2 separate regions of the Mus musculus genome follow, and region 2 is linked to region 1. The links are chromatin loops, found by intact Hi-C in ENCODE. Cell type or tissue: heart. All regions are shown on one strand.

Region 1 (8,000 bases):
CTGCAGCAGCGTCGAGCACATAGCTGGACACAGCCTAGCATCCTGCCCCAAGGACAGTTCTGTTCTGTGCTGTTGTATAGACCCTCAACAAACAAGTGTCAAGTGTCTGGTAAACAGGGACCCCCCCCCCCGCCCCGCACTGTTACCACCTGCGCAGATGACCCTCTAGGGTCCTGTCACGGCTTGGAGCCTTGTACCTCAAGTAGCACAAAGGCCAACACAGCCAGCTGACTTAAGTCTAGCTTATCCTTCCTGTCCTTCAGGTAGACCTGGCCACTCCTGCCATACCTTCCTCTCAGCTGGGCAGAGGAAACAGCACAGGGGACACAGGCAGGAAGGGACAAGCCCACTGGGGTACACTTGGAGGATGGCTAATGTTGATGCCAGTGAGGTCTGGCCCTGACCTCTACATGAGTAGAATAAATTCCTTTTTCTTTTTTGGTCTTTGAGATAGGGTTTGTGGTATGTGTGTGTGTGTGTGTGTGTGTGTGTGTAGCCCTGGTCATCCTGAACCAGGCGTGCCTCAAATTCACAGATCTGTCTGCCTCTGCCTTCTGAGTGCTGGGATTAAATTTGTACACCCTCCACCCCACCCCACCCCCCAGCCTGATCCCCTCATCTCTCTACCCAAGACCTGTGTACCTTACCTGTCCGGCTGCTCTCCTTCGTGTAGCCGAAGCCTTGCAGGGCACTAAGAGGTCTGGCCTGGGCGCCCATGCCTAAAAGACACTGGCCTCAGCATGGGCCTTCCCCAGCCCTGCCCACATGCACAGAGACATCGAGGACACTGCGGGGGTGACCTCCGATGACGGCTGGAGGTGGTCCCCAGTGGCATACCTGCGGGAGGCGGGATCTGAGGTGGCTGCGATGGAGGCTGTGGCACGGCATCTGAGAACAGGGTGCTACCCAGGTCCTAAAGGAAGACGTGGATGCTGAGTCCCACCAAGCCTGCTGCTCTGCCCATCTCCACCAGCTCCGCTCTTGAGTTGCCCTACCAAGCATGGGGTGGGTGGCTCGGCAGGGAGGAGTGAGCTGGGTCCCATGCAGCAGGAAAACAGCAAGCCCCTCATAGACACTCTGCCACCCTGGACCCTGCTCAGGGCTCACCTGGGCAGCCGCCCGCACCTTCTGGTACAAGCTATTTCCGTGAAGAGGATCTGGAGGCCCTGAGAAAGCTGCAGGGCAGAAGGTAGACGGGACAGGCTGAGCCTGGGCACTCTTTGCTACCCACACAGCAGGCCAACCCTCCCAGAAGGTACATGCCCCATCCCCTTCCTCAGGGGGTGGGGTGGGGATATAGCATTTAACACTCTCCCTTGACCACTTGAGGTAGCAAATCTACCATCTACCTCTATGATGTCGACTGTGTCTGCCGGAGACAGACCTCCCACCTCCCACACACACTGAAGTTATGCCTACCTAACTGCTTCCTTGGGTCCATGCTCTTCCACCCACCTGCAACACGGCCCTTAGCAGTTTCTCAGGGCCTAGCTGGCTGACCTGAGGTCTCTGTCAGGACCTTTTACGTATTGTTTTGCCCCTGATTCCCAGGCTGATTCAGCCTGAGCTAAAACTCCTCTGCTAAAAAAAAAAAGGTTCCCTCATGGAAAATAAGGTTTTTTTCACACCACATTAAGCCACCCCAAAGCTTTCCTTGGCTCAGGGCCTTTGCACATGCTGGTGTATAGCACACACACACACCTATACATGCCAGCTCTGCTAAGGGCTAAGAGCCATTCCTCAGAGAATCCTAGAATCCTCCAGCACTGGCACCTTTTCCATGTACAAGCTCAGAGCAGTCAGGGCCCCAAGAGTAGCACCCAAGGGTTGTATACCCACCCCCAACCCCCTGCTTTCCCTGGGCACACCTGTGACTTTCCATACCCGTGGCTTCTTGGATGAGAGCAGAGTTTCTCCTGAGGATGAGGAGGAAGGAGGAAGAGCCATGACCACACAGGTAAAGCAAGATCTTTAGCACCTAAGGAGGATTCACAGAGTCACAGAGTCACCGGGCGCAGTGGCTGCGGGGCCGGTGGTGGCTGCGGGGCTGGCTGAGAGTTGCTGCGGGGCTGGCAGCGGCTGCGGGGCTGAGAGTTGCTGTGGTGCAGTTAAGCACCCCTCCCCCACGACCTGGCCTCAGGAACTGAGGCCTCACCTTCTGCCTGCCATCCAGAGACTCACCTTGAGCTTCACGTGGCCGGAGCTGCTGTCCAGACGGTTCAGGAGGTACTCCAGCAGGCACTGGCTGCTGCCTAGTGACTCGTGGGAAATCTCTGAGGGTCATTTGGGTTAGGGAAGCAGGTTGACACAGGCCATATCAGGAAGGATCTACTGGCTGAGACAGACTTGCCCTCCTGTGACCGAGGGCCTTCTCAGGTCTCACTCTATGAAGACCACTCCCACAGGCTTTGGTTTAACCAGCCCTGGAACTTTTAGGGTGTCCTGGTCTCTACACTATTGGTATTGCAGTTCTTGGTGTTTCCCCCAAATCCTACTGCCACACACATCTGGATAGTAGGAAAAAGAAGTTGTCTGTGAGCCGGGCGGTGGTGGCACACGCCTTTAATCCCAGCACTTGGGAGGCAGAGGCAGGCAGATTTCTGAGTTCGAGGCCAGCCTGGTCTACAAAGTGAGTTCCAGGACAGCCAGGGCTACACAGAGAAACCCTGTCTCGAAAATCCAAAAAAAGAAGTTGTCAGTGCTCCTGGAATAGCAGAAAACCCCACCCTGATGCAGTATCCCTTCCTGCTATGTCAGGATCCCCTCCGTACTAAACACTAAACCCACCAATGGGAACAGTGCAGAAGGATACTGGCGATCTCTTCAAACAGGTAGCCTGGACATGGGATGCTATCATCTGAGGTCCCCTTCAACAGGATGGGGAGCTGTAGGGGAATGAGGGCCATGGTGAGCTGCCATCTTAGACAGGGTAGGTCCCAGCCACTGAAGGGAATGGAAGCAAGCCTCATGCTGACTGGGGCTAAAACTGCCCAGGAGAGAGTCTGGGCAGGGCCACAGTCACCCTAAGGGCCACAAAGCAGAGCTGCAAACAGGCTCTGCTCTGGCATGGAGGAGTGACCCGGGAAAGAGGAAAATCAACAAAGGTTCTCTAACGAGGTCAAGATGAGGTTCAGCCCCTGCCTCCTACACTAAGTAACAGCAACAGAAAGAATCTCAGGGCTTTCTGTGCATTGGATGGGTGAGACTACTGGGTACAGACCCAAAGAGTGAGAACCGCTCAGCTTGGGGACTTTAAGGTTCCTTGAAGATAGCAAACTTCCATCTTATTGAGTCATGAATCAGCTTGGTTGTGCTTGCTTACTTACTTCCTTGCGTGTCCCTGCAAGCCTATGGTGTTTACTTGGTTGAAATCTGGGAACACCTCATCTCATCCATCAGTATCTGGATGAGAGGGCGAGGTTTAGGAACATTTAAGACAAGTATGTCTTCACCGTGCTATTTGTCTACAGTGCCTTCAAGGGGATCTGTAGGGAGGGAGCTGCACAGTTCAGTACTTCAGATCTTGTCCCAGACTTGAGTGATCTGATCTCTTGTAGCAGGGACTCTTAAAAGCCTAAGAAGGGTCCCTGGGGCCACTCAGTGCCCTCAAGATCCAGTCAGAAAGCTCAAGGCAATCAATTTATTGCAGTCAACAGCTGGCAGCAGGCTCCGCTCTCGCCACCCCGTGGCTATGGCCTTCCAGATGCCCCCTGTCCCCCAGAGATGTACGAGCTTCCAGGATCTTCTGAAATGAAGCCTGGGGAGAGCCGATGGGCCCCGCTGGAGATCGCCCGCCGCCCTTGGGGTTAACCTTCTGCTATCACGGCAGGCACACTCATTCTCGGCAGCTGCTGGACAGTGTCTGTCCCCGCTAATCTAGCGAGGTTCCCGGGCGCCGGAGGTCAGCACACCCGGCGAGTTTCACTCACCCTATGCAAGAAGCTCAAGCGGTCCCGCAGGGGCGGCACAGCTGCCATGGTCCAGGTAACCTCCCAAACTGCCCCGCTTCCGCCAGGCTTCGATCCTCCAATCGTCGCGCTCCTCTCGCTCCCCCGACCAATCGCTCGCAAGGGGCGGGCACGAAGGCGGGAACATCTGCGTCTCAGCCAATCCAAAGTCTCAGCAAGAGACGGACAAGAACGGCGACCAATTACAGAAGCACAGGACTGTGACTCTGACCAACCAGAAAATAGGATAGGCGGAGAGTCCGGATGTTCACGCGTTCGACTCCGGAAGAGGCAGGGCCCAAGATGGCGGCGCCCTCGAGAGCCTAAAAGGACCGCTCATGTCTGTGAACGGAGCGGTGTGGGGGCGTGTGCGGAGCCGTTTCCGAGCCTTCCCCGAGCATCTGGCGGCCTGTGGAGCTGAGGTACGGAGCGAACGGAGCGGAAGCGGAAGCGGGATGGGTGGCGACTCGGGTCAGGTCCCTGTACTGTCCCGTCTTCCCTCAGGCCTCGGCTTATGGCAAGTGCGTGCAGGCGTCCACCGCCCCAGGAGGCCGCCTGAGTAAGGACCTCTGCGTTCGCGAGTTCGAGGCCCTGCGGAGCTGCTTCGCCGCCGCGGTAGGTGGGCGTGTCCCTGCTACGTCATCTCTGTCTGGCGTCCTCTTTTCCGCCAAGCAACTCCAGTGACAAGGGGACAGGGCCTCCAGTTAGCTGTTGGCGTCTTGCCGATGGGCAACCCGATGAGACCGACCCCAGCTCCACTTGGTTTCTCCCAGCAATTCCTGCTAGATGCCAGGGCAGTGTCCTGCTAGGCACGCACCCCTGACGCACCCTGTCCCCGAGGAGTAAAGTGCAAGGTCCGCAGCAGGTTCTCCCTGCAGCACGGAAGCGATGCTGAGAGCCGCTTGGGTTCTTGATCCTGGCCTTTTTGCCCATGACCCCTCCACTAGAGCTAGGGTCGGTGGTTAAGAACCCAGGGTGACAGACACACTGCATCAGAAGCAGGTCCACAGTAGCCTCGGCGGGAATGAGGAGCAGTGTTTGAGTTGACTACAGCCCAGCCTCACCTACATACAGCCTTTGGTTTCCCGGCAGAGGCTGTTCAGTCGTCAGGTGTTGCGCTTTTCTTGTTCCTTCTAACTTGACACAAGCCTTTACTCTTGTGGTTGGTGGCCAGCAGCTGTCATTGAAACCCTAAACACACTCCTAATGCTCAGAGTTTCTGCTGTCCCTGCCACCCTCTCTGTGGCTGACCAGAATTGTGTGACTCCATCTGCTGCTTTGCCTGGACCAGATAAAGGCACCCCCCTGTGGTTCCCCCTCCATCCCTGCCCATCTCATAACAGAAACTCTCAGTCACAGGGGCCAGGCGTCCTCTGTAGGTGAGCCCAGGCTGGGACCCCCCGAGACACACTAGCATCTCAGTTCTTTAGCGTGGTTGGGATAAGGTGGCATTTGATGTGGTAGATGTCTTGCTTTAAGCCATATCTAAACTGGAAATAAGTCACTGAAACAAAATGCTTTCTCTTCCAGGCCAAGAAGACCATGATGGGAGGCTCCTAGGAAGAGCGGTGGGCGTGGAGGCCCTGTCCTGACAGCACGCATATGGGCAGCAGAGTTCCTGCTGTGTAATGGTTCCTCCCACCCTGAACCATGGGCAGGCAGGGCAGGGCTGTTTCCCGGCAGTGTGTACATGAGGATCTGGATTTGGTTGAGATGTAACATGAAGATGATTTAATTTTGTATAGTTTCAGACTTTTATATATAAAGCATGGTATAAGGAACTGGTCTCTCCCAAGGACAATGTATTCAGAGGACACCTGCACCCCCACCCCACAAAGGTGGCAGGTCTGGACCATAGAACTCTGCTCTCAGCTGGGTGTGGTGGTGCACACCATTAATCCCAGCACTCAGCAGGCAGAGACAGGTGGATCTCTTAGGAGTTTGAGGCCAGCCTGGTCTACAAAGCAAGTTTAGGACAGCCAGGGCTTGTTACACAGAGTCAACCATCTCAAAACAAACAAAACAACAAACAACAACAAAATAAACCAAAACCCTGTTCTCACCTTGGGCTGGAGAGATTGTTCAACAGTTAAAAGCACATGTTACTCTTTTAGTTCAGTTGCTAGCACTGACATGGCACCTCACAACCATCTTTAACTCCAGTTCCAGGGGATCCAGCACCCACTTCTGGCCTCTGCAGGAACCAGGCAAACATGTGGTACACAGACATACAGGCAAAACGTACATCTAAATTGTAAAACAAAAACCCCTACTATTCTCATCAAAAGTATTTAGTCTAAGTCTGGCTCATCATGCCCCTGGCCTGACAGAGTAAGGCACACCAGAGGTAACCACGGCAACAGCATAAGGGAACAAGCCTACACAATGAGAAGTGCCCTGTGGATGCTGCTCAGGAACTGGGCAGAGGCTTTTCTAGACAAAAGCCAACAAGGACGTTATCTTTGGACCTTCAGTGGGGGGACAGCCATCCCTGCATCCTGTCATGAACGATGGCTCCCAGCCTTCATTCTTTCTTCCCCTTCCTTCACACAGTGGGCTTGAAACAAGTTCAGAGTGCAGAAGGATTCTGTGTGTGAGTGCCACCTGCTGGGAAACATGGGAACTACTCAGTCCCGTTTCTTAGGTGTGGAGGTCATGCTGTCCTTGACAGTTTGTACCTGCCTCAGAACCCTGGATCCTGGGAACAGGGCTTGGGCCAGGGACTGTCAAGCCCTACATGCCATGCCCCAATCTGTGCCTCCATGTGGCACCTAACTGCTACTTCTGAAACCGGCCTGCCCATGTGGGGAAACCCAGGTTTTTTAGCTTAAGATTTATTTATTCAATGTGTACAGGTCTTGTGGCTGCATGCATATAAGTACACTGGTGGGCAGGAGGGCACAAAGGTGTTGGGTCCCCTGGAACTGGAACAGATCATTGTGAGCTGCCATGTGGATGCTGGGATTTAAACCTGGGTCCTCTTTAAGAGCAACAAGTGCTTTTCAACTGTTAGGCCATCTCTTCAGCTTCTAGAAAACCCATGTTTGATAGATTCTTGAGTCCATCTCAAGACACGACTTCTTGGCTCTTACTATGACCCAGAGCAGCTAGATTCTGTCTCAATGGACAGGGTGGTGCTGGGTCTCAACAGACCAGATGTTGGTCTAATTGCCCAGGGATTGCAGATTGTTCTCCACAGGTCAGAAACATTTTCTCCATGTTCTCAAGAGTTTACAGCCCAGCCAGGCGTGGTGGCGCACGCCTTTAATCCCAGCACTTGGGAGGCAGAGGCAGGTGGATTTCTGAGTTCGAGGCTAGCCTGGTCTACAAAGTGAGTCCCAGGACAGCCAAGGCTACACAGAGAAACCCTGTCTCAAAAAACCAAAAAAGAAAAAAAAAAAAGAGTTTACAGCCCAAGGCCAGCCTCCTCAGACTGCCCAACCTGCCAGTGTCATCTTCAAGTTCTCTTGAAAGCTCATTGACTGTAGCTTCTTGTATCTTCTCCCTGAAGACTCCCAACTTTGGGCCCCACTGAACTCAGGCTCCCTCAAATCTGTGAGGCAAAAAGTTCTCTCTCCATCTTCCATCGTAACCCCGAAGAAGCAGACAGGTCACGGCCCTGCGTAGCCCTGGCCTACAGACAGCTCGGCTCTCAGGCCTCCAGGGCCCACGCCTTTCAGCTCTCTCATGATGTGAATATTATTCTCATACACACGGACCTTATCCCATGGACTAATGTTCGTGAAGCCTTGGTCCCCAGCTAGTGATTCTATTTTGGAAGGTCCTAGAAACTTCAGGAAGTAGGTCGCTGCAGGCATGCTTTTGAACATTGTCCAACAGGCCATGGAAACCCTCTACCACATGCTTGTGCTGCAGTTCTGGCTAGGCTGCTCACATGGGCCAGGCAACCCTGGTACTGAAGCTGAGCAGAAGAAAGGACAGTGTCCTCAAGTACTCCGGCCACAGTTGTGCATGCTCCTTAGGCCTTTGTGCCTGCACTAGTCTCAGGCCTCCAAACTGGGAATGCATTCACTGGCTACAATAGAGACAGCT
Region 2 (8,000 bases), 160 kb before region 1:
CCTGTGGTTTTGAGGACAGCCTGGACTATAAATCAGATCCTGTCTCAAAACCGAAGAAGACACACAAGAGTGGCAACCGGAGGACCAGCCTGTGCTTCAAGGTTGCCGAGCTTCCCTTCCCAGTGGTGGGAGGTGGTAAAGAGCTGGCAGCAACTGTGGAGAACAGAGCAGAGCAGAGGGCCGGGGGTTTCCAGAGCAGGAGACACAGGCAGGGGTTCTCAGTGTGTCCACAGCTGGAAGCCTGGAGGATGGGTCCTAGAAACAGAAGCCAACCAGGGGCAGCTGAAGCAAATCCCGCCACCCCTCCAGTCAGTTCAGTGCCTCAGGCTTGGTGTGAGGTGGCCAGCGGCTTCCTGCGGGGGTGGGGGGGTGGGGGAAGCTAGAGCATCAATGTCCCTATTGAAAAGAATGCTCTGGGAGTTGTGGCCTGCGTGTCTGAACTCTGCAGTGACAGGAAGAAGTGTGCACAGGCATGGCCGGACTCTAAGTCAATTTCACTTACAGGGCCCGGGGAGCTGGCTCAGCGTGCAAAGTGAGCCCTATTCCCAGCCCCAAGTGTGATCCCAGCATTCAAGAGGCAGAGGTAGGAGGACCAGATCAAGGTCATCCTTGACTCTGTAGTGATTATGAGGCCAGCCTGGGCTGTCTCAAAAACAAACAGGGACTGGAGAGATGGCTCAGCAGTTAAGAGCACATGTTGCTCTTGCAGAGGACCCAGGTTCAGTTCCCAGGACCCCGTGTGTCTAGAGAATCTAATGCCCTTTTCTGACCTCTGAGGGCACCAGGCACTCTTGTGGTGCACACACATACATGCAAGGGAAATACTCCTATACATAAATTGAACATTTTAAAGACAGTAAAAAACCAAAACTTTATTTGCAAAGCCCTGCAGTGGCCAACAAGTGATAGTGTGTGGGGGGCCTCTGACCTGGCACCACCAGAATCTAACCCATGACATCAGCCCTGGAAGTGTGTGCGGGTGACAGCAGGCACAGACCTGGAACCCATTTGCATCACATTTCTGCTTAAAGAAAGGAAACAGCAGAGAAAAATGGCCGAAGTGGTGATGGAGACTCAGCTGAGGCCAAACTGTGGCAAACTTAAGGCTGCAAGCCCAGCTGGTGAGGAGCCAGAGCCCACAGATGGTGACTCAGACCGTCGCCTAGGAATGAAGCTGCTGTTGTGGCCCAATGTGGCCAGAGGCCCTGGGATCTCACTGCTGCTGGAACTGGGAGGGATGGTGGAAACTCCCTTGGCCCAGCCTGAGCTAGCCACAGGCATTTCCTCCCCTCTAAGTGCCTGCCAGGGGCTCAAAGCCTAGAGCCAATGAGTTCTTGGGAATGACTACCTGAGCCACAACCCTGCAGGAAAGGCACTTCTCGAGGATGCTGGCCCTGCACCCTGCTGCCAGCCCCACGCCCTGTTACTCAGCCTCTGACTGCCACCACCCTTGCTTTTGTGACAAGTGCTTAGAATTAGTTTATACTGTCCTCATTTCAGCTCGAGATCTCAGGGACATTTGACAAGATGAGAGCGGAGACTCTACTGGGCATGGTGGTGCTCATTTTTCATTCCAGCACTGGAGACAGGGATGGGTGGATCTCTGAATTCGAAGCCAGCCTGGTCTACATAGCAAGTTCCAGGATAGCCAGGGCTACACAGAGACCAGGTCTCAAACACACACACAACTTTCTGCTGGGCCAGTGGTGGGAGGCCTTGAGTCTGACTGGGACTCCAATGGTAGGAGGGAATGAACTTGGGCAAGCTGCCCTCTGACCTCACTAGTGTGGGAGTCCCCCAAGGCAGGACAGCCTAAGATCCCTTGCTTACAGGGACAATGACGTGTGGGAGGCTCTGTGCAGGATGTGGTGAGAGCAGCAACCCCAGGTTAGCAAGGGCTACGGAGGGAGGGTGGTAGTGGGGTATGAAGGTGCTGGTCCTCAGAGCAGAGCAGCGCAGAGCAGAGCAGGGTTAGCTTCTGTGGCTCTTCAACAAGCCCGTTCTTGCCAGGTACAGCAGGCATAGTTGCTACCTATGGGAAGGAGGTGTGTACTACCCCATCATCAGGCCTGTAACTGGGGACACCCACCCTGCCCAGGGTCACTGTTCCCCTTCCAGCACCCTGTGAGTGAGGCTCAGCTACTCCACCCCTCAGTCCTGGGGTGCTGTCAGCTGCAGGGAATGGCCCTGTCCGTGCCTGGGCTCTCACAGGTGTCTGTAAGGAGCAGGTGGGGACTTTCCCTCACCTCACTCATGTGTCTGTGTCAGTGGGCATCTGTCATGCTTCATCAAGAGTGAAGATTGCGAGCTGTGGCCAGGTGCAAGCCGGTTGTCTCCGGGCACCCACAATCTCCTTCCCACATAGCTCTCTGGGGTAGAGGCTGTGGCTCTTTTTTAAAAAGAGAAGACTCTTGGCCAGTTCCAAGAGGTCAGCAGGGACGTATATATGTATAATCAAAGCAGAATGGACCTAGTGGGTTATTATGTGTGTGCATATGTTTATGTACACATTAAATATGTAACAATGGTGATTAAAGGTCATGAATGTGGGGGGAGGAGTTGAGTTGGAAGGAGCAAGAATTAGGGGTCATGTATGTTCAGTGTTCATGTATGTATGTGTTAGGAGTCATGTATGTTTAGTGTTCACGTGTGAAGTTCTCAATGGAATAAAATCAGTCGTCATCATCATCATCATCGTCATGGACAACAGAGACCCAGGAAGGAAGGGGCTGACAGACTCCTCATCAGCCACCAGGGAAACCAGAACTAAACTCAGCAGCTGTCACATGCTCACCAGGCTGGCTATGGTTGAAATTAACAGGGGGAAAGGCGTGTTGAGGAGGAGCTAGGGAAGCTGGCAGCCTCCTGGATCCCTAAAGAGAGTGTAAGATGGCAGCCAGCTCCTTGCAAGTTCAGTTCTGGGCTGAGCATGTGGCTCAGCGAGACAGTGTTTGTCTCCGCCTCACAGCAAACTTTCAAGCCCAGAACTCCCGCTCCTAGCAACGGGAGGATGAAGAAGTTCAACCACACCGTAAGTTTGAGGCCAGTTTGGGCTACATGAGAGCCTCTTAAAAAAAAAAAAAAAAAACAAGAGGAACAAACCAATCCAACAAAATCCAAAACAGCAACAACAAAACACCCAGGGGAAAAAGAAAAAAAAAGACTTTGAAGTTGGTAGGCAGATGTCGCTGGGTGCTATGAAGACATCATGAAGCAGTATTTCCCAGGAGCACGGGCCTTATAGATGCACGAGCTGCCCCTATGTCCCCTCTCCAGGCAGCTACCGGCTTCCTCTGTCTCCTCTACCTGAAGGGAGGAGTTTTCCCTTTCCTCGGGAGACAGGGCATGCTATTGCTGCATTTCTCCCTTCCTAGGTACAGCCTGGTCTCACAAACCACACAACCCTGCACTCCCCTGCTGGCCCTTCGCCTCCTGCTGTGCGCACCTCTACTTCTGCCAGCCACCCTCACCTGTCCAGTGGCAGGGCTTCTTTCTTGGATGTGCCACCAGGGGGCAGTGAAGGGAACCCTCAGAAAGATGAAGCCAGACTCAGGCAAGGGTCCCAGAAGTGGCAGTCTATTGTAAGAGCCAAGGCCTGAGGGGGGCCTAGGAAAAGGCAGCCAAGCTGGACCCCCAGGAGCCAGGCGCTGGACCTCCCGGGTTAACAGCAGCAGTGGATGCAGTGCCCCGACCTGTCTGAGGAAACTGCCGGGTACCACCGCTTAATCCCAGTGTCCTGGAACTGTCCTGCCTAAGTGTCTGAGCATGGGGTTTTCTCCTTAGGATGTCTTGGAGCCCAGGAAGGCAGGAAAAACACCAGAGTCCCACACCAGCAGCTCCAAGGCTCAGAAAGCCAACTCCTCAGGCTGTGCACAAAGAATTTCGTTAGCTCCTGCAGAAAAACAAAAAAGACAAAAAACAAAACAAACAAAACCCCCCTGCAGCTTGGGGTGAGAGTCGACAGCAGAACCGAGGTGCTTGGCATCTCCGGGGTTCTGCCAGCAGTGGTTGGAGTGACATTTGGAAAGGTTGTACAGCCGACCTTTGGTTGGATAGGGGGTGAAATGTCTCGCATATTCTTTTAGAGTCATGGTTTCCAGGCAGGGACGGGGGCTAGGGTGGGGGACAGATAGTTTCCTACACTACTCTACAAACATCTCTGTCTCTCAACCTTGAGAGAAGTGAGCCTGCTGGAGAAATGACATTCCCAACTTAGCACTCCACCAGTTTTCCTCACAGTCATCTTCCTGTCTGACCAGACGTGCCAGGCTCACTGTCCCGGCTCTTCTTCACGCTCTCCATGTTAGAAAGGCCCTGCCTGGCAGGCCTTGCAGGTGGCTCTGGGTGGAAGCGGCACCCTTCCTTTTCTCTGCCTGGTGGGGAAGAGGCAGAGGCTGGTGTGGGAATCTGGCCAGTGCCTTAGGCAGTCCTGCTGCTTCCTTCCAGGTGCAGGCATTCCTCCTGGAACTGGCTCTACCTCAGCTCTTGACCAGTTCCCTCAAAATCATTCCTCACCAAAGCCCTTCCCCACACTCCAGGGGAGCTGTGGAAGGGCAGAAGGGCAGATGGTAGTTGTGCAATGGGGTGCAGCCCTGGTGCCTCTGGAGCACTCACCATGCCAGGGAGTCTTCTGGGTCCCACCGTGAGGGGACAGAGTCCCACTGTGTGTGCCCTGACACAGGCACTGTCTGCCTGAGGGCAGCCCAGTGTTGTGTCAACACACCAGCAAGCCCTAGCCAGGAAGTCCCTTCTAGGTGGACTTGATTCCCCAGAGAGCAGGAAGACACTGTATGTGGCTTTTATGGGTTAAGAGGAGCTCTGAAAACCCAAGAGCCAGTTGGGGGATTGGCACTGGGGTCCTAGATACCTGGGCCACACTAGGTCCCGTTGTAGGACTGTGGACGCGATGAGCCAGTCCTGTCCCGGTCTGCCCCTTCTGCAGCACCAGGAAGCTCCACACAGCTTCCCCTGTTTACATGGAAACACCAGGCATGTCCCGGGGACCTCCTGTGCTCTGGGCTGACACAACAGGACTGCTGTAAGGAGACCCTAGCCAGTCGTTCAAGCTTCCCTAAACTTTGCGCCATGCTTGGGGGAAGGGAATGCGGGAGGAGGGGGTAAGATTCGCAGCAAGACGATTTCAGATTTCAGAGTTGAAGACAAGATTTCAAAATCTGGCTTTAAATAAACACGGAATTAAAAAGAGAGAGAGCGCACACGGAGCCTCCAGCAGCCTAAATTAGCAGCAGTCAGCCCCGAGCAGGGAAGCCATCTGTGAGCATGTGGAGCAGTATGTACATGTCTGGGCTTCTCACTCTGGCAGGACCAGCTGGAGATGGGGGTGTGGTGGGGAAGGACCCGGTGGAACACACCAGGGCTCAGGGCTGGGTGTCTTTTGACTCCAGAGTCTGGAAAACTATTTCCTCTGCCGCAACCTGAAAACGCCTTTAGACACCTTTAAGGCAACTTAATTGAAGAGGCAGAGCAATAAGAGAGGAAAGGGACAGGAAAGCACCCGCAGTGAGCAGGAAGCTGAGTGACCACTTTGGCCTATGGAGGGCACTCTGCGGAGCGAATGGGCACAGGCGGGACTGCCTGTGCCTAGGCTGCTGCTGCCATCAGAGCTGTCACCACAGACCGTCGGTCATGCTCTGATGACAGATACCTCTGTTCAGTTCTCTTATTCACTTAAGGCACAACCCTACGAGCTGGGTGTGTACAGAGGCATGGGTGTGCCTGCCATGGGGTGGGCTTTCCTTGTTGCCAAGGGCACCGGATCTCAGAACTTAAGTTTGGTGTTGTGCAGGCCGCACCCCGCCCCTCCCTGCCCATTGTCCTGCCTCAGTCCACCCATTGTCCTCTGAATTCACTTGGCCCACTGCAGAAGGATTCGGTGCAAAGGGCCCCCCCCCACTGCAGCCTGTCACCTGCCCAAGTTATTTAAGTCTGCATTGTCAGTTAATATATTCTAATAGGCAAGTGGGTGACCGAGCTGGCAGACGCAGGATGACGCTGAAATGTAACAAGAGGAGAGGCACCCAAGGAAACTTGGAGGCTTGTTTGCGCCCCTGAGCTCACCCCCGCGCTACCTCCCACAGGCACCTGGAGTCACGCCTGTGTGATGTGCAGATTACATAAGGGGGATGGCTGCTGGGGAGGCTAACCCCCTACAGCGGGGCGGCAGGGCAGCGTGGGGAGGTCACATCTCCCACACCTCAGCAGAATGGCTCTGACTTCCTGGGCCTGCCTAGAGGGAGGGAAGCCACAGCTGGGAATGGGACGTTGTAGGCCCTGTGGCTGAGAAGACAGAGGCGGGGCCAGGAAACACTCTGGAAAGCCACAAGACTGTGTTCACACTTCATCCTCCAGCCAAGCGAGCGCACCAGGAAGGGTACCCCACCAAGAGAGTGTCCACCTTTCCTTTCTGCCACACTGTAGGTTTGAGAGGGAACAGAAGACGCCAGAACCAGAAATGGTCAGGTGAGCAGGGCTGATCTGTTCCCCCACAGCAGCAAGTAGGACCCACGTGGTGGCGGCTATGGAGAAGCTAGCTCCGAACCATGTCAGGTTAAGGGTAAACCTGAGGTGCAGTCTGGGAGGAGGAGCGGAAGGAAGCACCCACATCTGGGACAGCAGGAGAGAGGAACAGCTCGCTAGACCTCAGCTCTAGCAGGCAGCAGCACAGCAGCAGCACTGGCCCAGCTATGCAGCTATGCAGGGCCAGCTCCCAGCACCCTCTGACCTGCAGCCCGGGGCCCGCAAGCTCCTCTGCTCCACATTTCCTCATCAGAGCAAAGATCCTCCACGTCCTTTTCTTTCTCCTCTTTGAAGTGGTCCCAGGAATCAAAGCCCAGGGTCTTGGGTACCCTAAGTCTTCCCCTGAGCCCACCCAGCCCCAGCTGTTAGCCTGTTGTCTTAGTGATGCATTTACCACAGTTCGGGAGCCAGTGCTGACAGATCATTAACTAAAGTCCACAGTTCACTCAGGGTTCTCCAGATTTTACCTAGTGTCCTCTTTCTGTGCAGGATCCAGAGGGACTCCAGGGGACCTTCAGTCTTCCTGTCTCCAGGCTCCTCTGTGCTGCTGCCTCTGCCTTCAGCCATGATGGGGACATGGCAGCATGCGGAGCACTCTGGTGGGGGAGGAGGGGTCTACTGTACTGTCCCTGCTGGGCTTGGGAGGGAGGACTGGAGAGATGAGAGGGCAAGCACTCTGCTCAGGTAGTACCAGCTGCTAGAGCATGGTGAGTCCTCCATATGACTCCTCCTCCCCTGACTCCTCCCAACACCTCACAGAACCCTGGTCTCGGCTTTGGGGGCTCTAGGCGACTAGGGACCTGCCCAGGAGCCACAGCCGCGTCTGCCCCACCCCTTCGAGCTGACTGGTGACAGAATGGACTCCTTAAGCCTGGGCCCTCTCCCCACATTGCACCCCGAGCCAGTCACAGTCAGGTCTCAACCTGTCCCTTCCATGGTGGCAGGCTATGCCCTGAGGGCCAGACAAGACCAGGTGGCTGTTGGCAGCTGAAATAGGCTTCCTGCTGGTAGGAGTAAGACTTCCATCTAAAGTTCTAGCCACCTCGATGGCCAGCCACTAAGACTGTCCTGAAACCAGAGCAATGCCCCCCACATACAAGAACACTTCTGCCCTCAGGCCTGGCCGAGGTGCAGGTCCTGCAGCATGAGCAACAAGGGTGTGGAGGGGGAAAAGGCTTTTCCCGAAGCCCCAGAGGAGTCCGAGCTCCTGCTTTCCTGCCTCTCCTACTCTAGAACTTTCTGGTTACCTATTACAGAAGCTTCAAGCCAGGAATGAAAACAGGAGAGTTCTGGTTGGGAGATTCTTCCCTAGGAGGGAAAAAAAGCTGCCAGGTGGGGGTGGGGTGGGGTGGGCTGGGGATGAAGAGAGTTCCCTTAACAGGCTCCCACCACCTCTGGAGACCTTAGACAAATGGCTATCCACCTTAGGCAAGCTCAGCGAAGTGGCTGAGGATGGAGGTGAA

Evidence for each region. A loop is a pair of places that touch in the nucleus more often than their neighbours do. Peaks named below come from ENCODE experiments on the same cell type or tissue, not always from the same donor. Only the 100,000 strongest peaks of a DNase experiment are listed, where the experiment ranks them.
Region 2: it touches region 1 in a loop (2.2-fold over the local background); 7 of 42 quality-filtered maps call a loop at or near these places.

Annotation. Positions count from the first base shown.
Region 1 is chr11:120,094,697-120,102,696 of GRCm38, forward strand. Tepsin (TEPSIN, adaptor related protein complex 4 accessory protein) reads right to left here and starts at 4,035. Exons shown (of 13, transcript NM_183137.2): 1 at 3,930-4,035; 2 at 2,813-2,885; 3 at 2,182-2,273; 4 at 1,885-1,978; 5 at 1,108-1,175; 6 at 838-913; 7 at 648-719. The coding sequence starts at 3,977. It overlaps Ndufaf8 (NADH:ubiquinone oxidoreductase complex assembly factor 8), which reads left to right and starts at 4,238. Exons shown (of 3, transcript NM_001110242.1): 1 at 4,238-4,369; 2 at 4,452-4,562; 3 at 5,478-5,728. The coding sequence starts at 4,286. The coding sequence ends at 5,507. In heart, a CTCF peak has its summit at 6,556 (motif pointing left); DNase peaks (open chromatin) are centred at 792, 4,105 and 6,605; H3K4me3 peaks cover 2,895 bases; H3K27ac peaks cover 2,915 bases.
Region 2 is chr11:119,932,158-119,940,157 of GRCm38, forward strand. Gm11767 (a long non-coding RNA gene) reads right to left here. Exons shown (of 5, transcript XR_001780400.2): 2 at 7,785-7,845; 3 at 7,005-7,133; 4 at 3,471-4,968; 5 at 853-2,032. It also overlaps a transcript of Baiap2 not described here. Among named protein-coding and RNA genes, the nearest start is that of Baiap2, 6.9 kb to the right of the region's middle. In heart, a CTCF peak has its summit at 3,496 (motif pointing right); DNase peaks (open chromatin) are centred at 1,224 and 3,524; H3K27ac peaks cover 1,802 bases; H3K27me3 peaks cover 3,391 bases.